2 separate regions of the Homo sapiens genome follow, and region 1 is linked to region 2. A link is an interaction called in ENCODE POLR2A ChIA-PET data of the cell type or tissue named here. Cell type or tissue: PC-9. All regions are shown on one strand. Region 1 has its middle 150 kb from the start of IGFBP3. Region 2 has its middle 360 kb from the start of IGFBP3.

The links. ChIA-PET counts read pairs that join two places held together with the same protein. Peaks named below come from ENCODE experiments on the same cell type or tissue, not always from the same donor. Only the 100,000 strongest peaks of a DNase experiment are listed, where the experiment ranks them.
Region 1: POLR2A ChIA-PET joins it to region 2 with 15 read pairs; 3 of 35 experiments call an interaction of 5 or more read pairs at or near these places.

Annotation. Positions count from the first base shown.
Region 1 is chr7:46,069,928-46,074,927 of GRCh38, forward strand. No RefSeq gene overlaps it. Among named protein-coding and RNA genes, the nearest start is that of IGFBP3, 150 kb to the left of the region's middle. In PC-9, no CTCF peak of the experiment used is centred here; DNase peaks (open chromatin) are centred at 1,854 and 2,944; H3K27ac peaks cover 799 bases.
Region 2 is chr7:46,279,194-46,284,193 of GRCh38, forward strand. No RefSeq gene overlaps it. Among named protein-coding and RNA genes, the nearest start is that of IGFBP3, 360 kb to the left of the region's middle. In PC-9, no CTCF peak of the experiment used is centred here; a DNase peak (open chromatin) is centred at 2,088; H3K4me3 peaks cover 1,037 bases; H3K27ac peaks cover 2,245 bases.

The DNA.
Region 1 (5,000 bases), 210 kb before region 2:
CTTAGAAGCAACCAAGAAGTCCTTTGGTAGGTGAATGGATGAACAAACTGTGTTACATCAGACAACAAAATAGTATTCAGTGCTATTTACCATGAAAAGACTTGGAGAGAGCTTAATTTCATGTTACTAAGTGAGAGAAGCCAATCTGAAAAGGCTACATACTGTATGATGCCAACTAATTATATTTTGGAAAAAGCAAAAGTATGAAGACAGTGAAAAGAGTATTGGTTGCCCAGGGTTAATGGGGAGGGAGGGATGAATAGGTGGAACACAGAGGTTTTTATAGGACAGTGAAACTATACTGAATGATACTTTAATGTTGGATACATGTTATTACATATTTTATTCTCATAGAATTTACAACACCAAGAGTGAACACTAATGGAAACTGTAAGCTCTGAATAATAACGATGTGTCAATGTAGGTTCATTGATTGCACCTAATGTACCATTCTGGCGGGGGAATACGGACAATGAGGGAGACTGTGCCTGTGTGCCAGTAGGGGGTATATGGAAAGTCTCTGTACCTTTCATTCAGTTTTTGCTGTGAACTGCTCTAAAAAAAGTCCATTAAAAATCAATTGGACATATGTGTGTGCATTTATTTCTGGATTTTCAATTCTGTTCCATTTTATGTGTCTCTGCCTCCAGCAGTACTATACTGTCTTGATTACTGTAGCTATACAGTAAGCTTTAACAGCAGATTGAGTGATTCCTCTCAGTTTATTCTTGTTTTATGAAATGTTTTTGCTATTGTAGGCTCTGTCCTCTCCATATAAATGCAAGAACGAGCTTGTCTATATCTGTAAAAAAAATTTGCTGGGATTTTTACAGGAATTGTATTAAACTCATAGGTCAATTTGAAAGAATTGACATATTTCTATATTGAGTCTCTTATCCATGGGTGGTATCTTATCCATTGTATGGATGTCTCTCAATTTATGTAGGTAATTTTTAATAAAAAAATTAGTACTTAAAATTTTCCACATGATTCTGTATGTTTTGGTAGAATTATACCTGAATATATACATTTGGAGCAATTGTAAATGGTATTGTGTAATCCATCTGAGATTTTGCACATGGTAGGTCCTCTACTCTCAGAATTGTTAATAAAAGCCAATATAATTGCCTAGAAGACAATTTTCTGAGAATCACTTTTCCATTATGAAAGTGCATTGAGCCTTTAGAATTCCTGGGAGTTGAGAATTGTGGCTTTGTGGTTCCTATTCAAGCCTCTTTCTAAAAATTACAAGCTACCGTCCTTGGGGAAAGCTGGTGAGTTGGACTTCTTCCTAGTTGTGGAGGTCAGCCACTTTTTCCTATTGGTAGATTTAGCGATTTAGATATAAATATGGCTTGAATGTAAGCCTCATGAGCGCAAAGCCCCTGAGTCACTGCTGGGCTTTCAACAACAAGGGGTGTGGCTAAACACAGTAGCTGCATATGATGGACTCAATGTTTCAGCATTTCCCCAAATTCAAGTGTTGAAATCCTAACCCCCAACATGATGTTTGTTGTTTAAATAGGATGCAGTCACCTGGAGTCCACACTCCAGGAGAGCTGAGGGTCCCTGGCTGAGAGCCACAGAGTGGGCAGCACCCTGTCAAGCTGTGAGTGAGACACGGCTGCCCCAGTGCATCCAGAAGGCAGAGCATCAACCCAAATAATTATTCTTGAAATTTAAGATTCAATGTTGTTTGCCTTGTTAGGTTTTGGGCTTCATTGAGGCCAACTGTCTCTCTTTCCCTTGCTCTTTCTCCTTTTGGTATGGGGAGGTCTATTTTATGCCTGATCCATCATTATACTTTGGAAGCACACGACTTGTCTGGTTTCACAGGTTCACAGCTGGAGAGGAATTTGCCTCAGGATGAATCACACTTCAAGCCTCATCCATATCTGATTTAAATAGATGAACCTCAGACTTTAGAATTTAGAGTTGATGTTGAAACAAGCTAAGGCTTTTGGGGTTGTTGAGATGGAATGAACATATTTTGCATGTGAGAAAGAGATGAATTTGGGGACCTGGGGTGAAATTTTATTAACTGAACATTTGTGTTCCCATAAAATTGTTATGTTGAAATCCTAACCTTCAATGTGATGGTATCAGAAGGTGAGGCCTTTGGGCCTCTGGGTAGGTGCTACACTACTCTGGGTAGGTGCACATCTCTCGTTGTTGGAGTTAAGGCAGGGAATTTGAGTTCATGTCTCCATGGACCTTATGTACAAACCATATCATATTTAAGTCTGAGAAACTAAAATGTTCTTATCAGATATCTTCATTGGCATGATTCCTAAGTGCTCACATAGCCAGCCAGACATACTCAGCCTGGACTAGAGGGAGACCAGCTTGTCCAGGTTGCCAGCTCTCAAGTCCATGAAAATTGAGGGGTTCTTCCTAATATCTAACTCTCTCTCAAACCACTCTTCTCCTTCACTCCTGGGACTCTTCTCCTTCACTCCTGGGACTTCAGTATCGGAGAATAATTCAGATATTTTTGATTATTCTGTAGTAAATTTGGTTAAAGAAATATTCAACAAGGCCAGCTTCCTTCATCTTTCCAATGGGTAATTGAAGTCCTTAATAGGTCCATGTTAGTTCTTTTTCTTTAACTTTTTAGTTCTGAAGATATTTTGGATAGAGCTAGTACTTAGGGGAGTCTCTTCAGTATAGATCATTAAAGCCAAATCAAGCAGGAAGTAATTGTAAACTTTCATAGGTTTGCGCCTATAGCCATACTATTAGAAGGTAGATAAAAATATGCAACCTAGTCAATTTCACATTTTCTCATTTTCTCTCATTAAATATTTGCCAAGTTCTAAGAAGAAGGCTGTAAGATTTCATTCTGGATACTGGAAAGCAAATAGTGGTATGATGTTAAACTTGTTCTCTGGAAAATAATCAAGCAAGCAAGCAAGTTTGTTTTGTTTTCTCTTTTGTTTTGTTTCTGTTGTGTTTGGCAATTTGCCTGGTATAAGTACTCCATCATGACTGATTTCAAGATTTCAAGGTACCAAAGGTTTCACAAGTGGCTAGCCAAATTCTCAAGTATTTAACAATGGGCTCTCTTGAGTTATAACAAACCAGCTCTAGCACATCACTGAGTCTCCCTGCCACCAACTTGTGGTATGACATTGGGCACATCAATGTGTGCCACCCATCTTATAAGGTCAACATTCTAAACTCCAAGTTTTAAAAAATTTCTGTGGGATAGAAACATTGAATCTAGCTGAATTTCACTCCACCAGCTATTTCAAATTTTGAGTCCTTGAACATGAAGCAGTATAAAACAACAACAAATTAATTTTAGAAAACTTATTTCAGCTGATGTTGTTTAAAGGCCAAAGAAAAACGTTTTGTCTTTATTGAGATTTAAAAATGGACAAACAAAATGAGGTTGAAGCAGTTTTGTCTAGTAAGTAGCCCAGAGAGAACAGGCACTGGTATAACCATGAAACCTCACATAAGCTACACAAACTTCCTGTGTTTTCATTTCCTTGTCTGTAAAATGATAATAGAACAGATTTTGTAATTTCTGTCGCTATTAAATGAATTAATATAAGTGAACTCTCCATTGTCAGGCTACCTCAAAGGAGATATTTGACCACTGTGGCTGTTATTGATGATAAGAATTATTGACTCTACTTCCCACATTTCACTTTTAAACCCCTTCAAGAGGGAGAATGCCACCTGACTCCAACCTGTCAGGCTGCTGGGCTATGTGTGTGGCTGAGACAGCACTGGGGTGACTTTGCCTGTATAGCTGCATGTTCCATAACTCACCACACTTCACATTTAATGGCAGAGATATTGTCCTTTACCTTTGAGAAAAATCGCTTAGGTGGTTATTTTCATGACTCACAGCAGTAGGCAAATGGGGATATGGTGAGGGATCTTTGGCCGTTTCAGTAACATGGATCGTTGTTTTTTCAGATGGGTAAAGAAGTGGCAGTTTGATTACAGGTGAGCTTCCCATTCTGATCTTACCATCAGGGCACGGCAAGGATCTGATCTTCACGTCCAAATTTTCTTGTCCATTTTCTGTGGTGATCCAGACTTGTGTAAAAGGATAACTAGTAAATCTATAAACAGAAAAGACATACTTTATAATTCACAATAGCCTAGATGTAGAAATGTCCTAAATGTCCGTCACTGGATGAATGGATAAAGAAATTGTAGCATATACGTACAATGAAATATTATTTGCCCTTAAAAACAAAGTGAATTTGCCATTTGTGACAACACAGCTGAACCTGGAGGATGTGATGCTGAGTGAAATAAGCCAAGCAAGGGAGGACCAAAACTGCATGATCTCACTTCTATAGAGCATCTGAAATAGTTGAAATTATGGAAGTAGAGTATAGAATTATGGCTGCCAGGGACTATAGGTGTGCTGGGAGGAATGGGGAGTTGTTGGCCAAAGGTCTTACAGTTTCAGTTAGACAGGATGAATCGGTTCTGGAAAGCTAATGTAGAGCAATGTGAATATATTGAACAATACTCTATTATATACTTGAAATGTGCTAAGAGGGTAGATCTTAAGTGTTCCCCCCAACCAAAATAAAGTTGATAACTATGTGAGGTGATAGATACGCTAATTAGCTTGATTGTGGTGATTAATTCACAATGTATACCTATATCAAAACATCAAGTGGTACACCTTAAGTATATATCATGTACATTTGTCAATTGTATCTCAATAAACCTGGAGGGAAAAAGACACACTTTAGTCCAAGTAAAATTAATCTGCTATCCAGTGATTCTGATTGAGAACTTGAGAATGTAATGAGTCAATGGGAAGACAATTTCTGATACTCTATAGAAGTGTTCTTTTCCCCAGCTCAGTGTGAGTTCTGCTGTAGACTCAGGCCCACATTTAGAGAATTTCTCAGATTTCTATGGGAACAAGTCAGTATATTGTTTTCCCTTTAATCTGTTGTAGCCCAAAACTTTTATAAGACATAATAGAAATAAATTACTAGAACAAAGAAATGAAAAGACAT
Region 2 (5,000 bases):
TCATTATGTTGCCCAGGCTGGCCTCAAATTCCTGGGCTCAAGTGATCCTCTGCTTCAGCCTTCCAAAGTATTAGGATTACAGACATAAGCCACTGCACTCAGCTTGACTTTTTTCTTTTCTTTCTTTTCTTTTTTTTTTTTTTTTTTTAAGACAAGGTCTCACTTCATTGCCCAGGCTGGAGTGAAGTGGTGAGATCATGGCTCACTGCAGTCTTGACTTCCAAGCTCATGTAATCCTCCCACCTCAGCCACCTGAGTAACTGGGACTGCAGATGAGGGCTCACCATGTCTGGCTTTTTTTTTTTTTTTTTGGATTTTTTATAGAGATGGTGTCTCACTATGTTTCTGAGGCTGGTCTCGAATTCCTGGGCTCAAGCCATCTGCTCACTTCAGCCTCCCAAAGAGTTGGAATTATAGGCATGAGCCATTGTGTCTGGCCCTGACTTTTTTCTTTTCTAATAAAAGCACTTAAAACTGTACGCTTCTTGCTAACCACTTTTTAAATTGCATTCTGCATAATTCAACATGTGGTGCTTCATTTTCATTAAGTTCAAAGTATTTTTTTTTAATTTCCCTTGAGTCTTTTTTTTGACCCATGGATTATTTAGCAGTGTACTTTTTTTTTTTTTTTTTTTTAAATGGAGTCTTGCTCTGTCACCCAGGCTAGAGGGCAATGGTGCAATCTTGGCTCACTGCAGCCTCCGCCCCTCAGGCTCAAGCGATTCTCCTGCCTCAACCTCCTGAGTAGCTGGGATTACAGCCACGTGCCACTGCACTTAGCTAATTTCTGTATTTTCAATAGAGATGGGGTTTCACCTTGTTGCCCAGGATGGTCTTGAACTCCTGACCTCAGGTGATCCACCTGCCTCAGCCTCCCAAAGTGCTGGGATTACAGGCATGAGCCACCATGCCGGGCCAGCAGTGTACTTTTTAATTCCAAAATATTAATAGAATTTCTAGCTATTTTTTGTTATTATTGATTTCAGTTTAATTTTATTCTATTTATATAATTTCTATTATTTTAAATTTGTTGAGGGCTGTTTTGTAACCCAATACTATTTTGGTAAATGTTCCATGTGCACTTGAACATAATGTGTATTCTGCTCTTATTGAGTAAAACATTCTATTAATATCCATTAGGAGAAGTTGGCTGATAATGTTGTTTAGGTTATTTACACCCTTAATAATTTTTGATTATGTGTCATATCAAATATTCAGAGAAGAATGTTGAATCTTCCAATTATAATTGTGGATTTCTCTGTCTCCTCTTAAAACTACCAGTTTTGGCCTCATGTGTTTTCAAGTTAGGTTATTTGGTACAACTATATTTGGGGTTAGTTTGTTTTCCTGTAGAATTTACCTTTTTATTATTACATAATATACATCTTCTTCTCTGATAAATCCTGCTTGTTCTGAAGTCTACTTTGTTGGATATTAATATATAACAAAGCTCCTATTTTGTTTTTATTAGTATTTTTATGGTATATCAGTCTTCATTCTTTTAACTTATGTATGCCTTTATATTAAAAGTGAGTTTCTCAAAGATGCCATAAATGTAGGTCTTGCTTTTATTAGAATCTAATCTGACAACTCTGTCTTCCAATTAATGTGTTTATTCACACTATTTACATTTAAACTGTTTATTGATTTGATTGGGTTAACCCTATTTTACTAGCTATTTTATACTGGTTCCAATAGTTCTTTGTTTCTTGTGTCTTTTTTATCTTCTCTAGGTTTACTCAAGCATTTTATGTATTTTCCTTTGGTCTTCTCTACTGACTTATTTAGTTTTTTATTTTAACCTTTTTAGTGGTTACCCTAGAGTTAAAAATATATGCTATTTGATATATTTGATCCTAAAACATTTGCCTTAGGTAGCGATCTCAGAATAAGCACCATGTACAAATATGTTAATAATTACATTGCATTCTTCACAGGAGACATTTTTAGTTTCTCTAAATGCCCAACCACATATCAAAGGTTAAATCAACTGTGGCACACACACCCTTTGGTGAGATGATTACCCAATATTACAAAAATCATTACAAGGCAGATATAAAGATGGTTTTAAACAAAAGTGTTTGAAGCTTCAGATATAAACAAAGAAAAACAGGTTTAACCTGTACTGAGTACTGGCTGTGACCTCTTGCTTTCCTTACCTATAGAATACCAGTAGTGACATAGTTTCTCACCAGGTTTGCTGTCTGTAAGACTAAGTAAATTACTAATGAAAATGCTTGAACATTCTGGCTAGGTCAGGGAAGGAAGAGAGCGCATATTAGGTTTCTTTCTGTGTGAGATGCATTATGGACTGAAAAAAAATGCTGACAAGTCCTTGGTTTGAAACTAAGCTCTACCACTTATTAGTTATACAAACTTGTTCAGGTTTTTGAACCTTTCTGTGAGTTCGTTATTTGGTCTAAGTGGAAATAAGCTACCCATTAACAGGGTTGATAAGGGGATCAGGTGCGGAGAAAGGCATAAATTAGTTTGGCTACTCAATTAGCTTTATGGAATAAATGTATCATTGTCTTCTCCTTAGGACATGGTTCTGTAGGTGCTGACCACAAACATAGTGAGACAAAGCAATAATCAGTCTTGTCTATTTCATTAAAAATAATACTAGGATATACTGAAGGCTTATTATTTGCCAAGTTCTTGGTGTGCATGTGAGAATTTCATGTCAGCCACAGCTCAAAAAACAAAACCAATCAAACCTATATATTTTAAGTAAAAAAAAAAAAAAAAAAAAAAGATAGAGCTGGGTGCCTTGTAGTGTTGCAGTACCCAGTCTTTCAAGATTTAGAAAAGGCTTGAGGTTCATTGCAATAAGTTGCGTATATCCAGAAAGAATCTCAGAAAAGGCCTTAATGAAAGTCATTCCTTTTAAAGAACTTGGGAAGAGAGAGAGGGGAGGTGCTTGGATATGAAGCTTTGAACAGCTCTTTTGAATGAAGCAAAGCTGTCCTCTTTAGGTAATTATATTCCACAAAGGAAATCTGGCTTCATTTGCCTTAGCGTATTTTTTGTTGGTTTTTTTTTTAGGAACACAAAAGCAAGGAAGTTTCTAACTTCCATTTACTTCTTTCATGACTTGTCTTTGTCCCATTCTCTTTTCTGTCTGCACCTGTGGCTTAGTGCAAAAGATCACTTGTCTGCAGTGCAGAGGGGAAATTCTTTGCTCTCAGCCTGGCTGGGGTTTTCCTGAATGAGGGAATGGGGTGAGATGTTGAGGGCATTTGCCCATACATGGAAACAAAGCCTTTATCTGCCTAAAGTGGAGAGGCAAATGGGTGGTTTTTATATGCATTGCAATTACCACTTTATTTTTTCATTAAAAGTGAGTCTAACCTTTTAAAATATATCATTTATAGTGGACTGGGACAGTTCAGTTGTCTTTGCTGTCGATTTAATAGCCAGAGGACAGAATATGAGGTTGAATTTTATTGTTTACATTAGAGTAAAGGACCAAATGAATCTTTTAACAAGTTGAACAAAATTTTGCAATGAACACTGGACTTTTAGTGACTAGATTTTTTTTACAGATTCATTAAATTTAAAAATAAATATTCCCTCTCACGATCAGAATTATTTCATATATGTGGATATATAAACATATATGTAATAATCTATGCATACAAAAGTCTAGTCAATTTATGCTCTTGAGAACTCAAGCAAACTTTTGGAGCTTGAGGTTGGGAGTTGGGCCGGGTGAAGTTGAGTAACTAAGACACCTAGAGCAGTTGTATCTTTTGTTAGTCCAGTTCATAAGAAGCTTTATAAATATTAACTTGAAATGCTTCAAGTTCATGGTAGGACATTTCTGAGTTGAGTTCCCAGCTCTGCAGTATCTAGCAGCATGATTTCAGGTGAGCTGCTTCATATGTGCTGAGCTTCACATTCCTTATCCCTAAAGCCAGGAGTGTGGTGTCTACCATGTTTATCATGAGGGTTTTCTTAGCTATAAATATCTATGAACACTTAAGAAGTTATTATTAATGCATCAGACGATTTAATTCTTAATGGAACATTAAGTTGTTAGTCTATGGATTTCCATTCCTGTAAAGCCTTTATATTCTTTCATGTGAAATATTAACAAATAATGCCTGCCCCTGAGCCAGACTTGAAGAAGTGGGAGAAGGGCTGTAAATGAGATTCCACAGGGGATCCATATTGTGAACCAAAGCCAAGGATGTGTGTGTGTATATGCAGGTGTGTGTGTGTGTGTGTATGTGTGTGTGTGGATGCACATTTTATTCAATAAGCCGGAACCAATATTAAAAGTCTTCTTTTCCTATCAAAAAGCTTTGAAGAAAGCCTCAAAGTTTTTTTAGCGTTCTGCATGATATTGTTACGTATAAAAAGCAAGATGCAGAAAATGTTTAAAACAATGCTACCTCCTCAGTGTGTGTGTGTTTGTGTTCTTTTATTATGAAAATATGGGAGAAAACACAGAAGGTAGCACACTAAGTGTTTCACATGAATTAACTGAAGTTAGTCTAGGAGAGAGTTGAGACAAAGAGATGCGGAAGGATAGAGAAAGAGTAGAAGCAAACAAAAAGAAAATAGAAAATAGAAACCTTAGACTAAAAAGGAACAGCACGATAAATATCTTGGTTTTACTTTTGCAATTATGCAAACTACTGTGTCTGTATACACATGAAGAAATTGAATACAACAAAATATACCAAATCTGCCTCTTTGACAGAGAGCTCTGTAAAGCCCCCATGGGAAAGAAACGGAGGTGACCTCAGCAAAGGGAGAACCCTCAGGAAAAGGAAAACTGGAGAGTAAAGAACAGCGAGACGGGTGCCAGGCCCTGGGAAGGGTTCATTAGGAGTAAGTCTATCCTGGCGGGAGTGGAAGTTTTAGAGTTCTGGGAATAAAATATCTTGACTTTAGAGAGGTGACGTCACCGAGGCATGTGAGGAATAGTAACTGTGGGATCCAGATGAATTTCACCTTCACTGGCACAAGGCAAATAGAACGAATGGATGCAC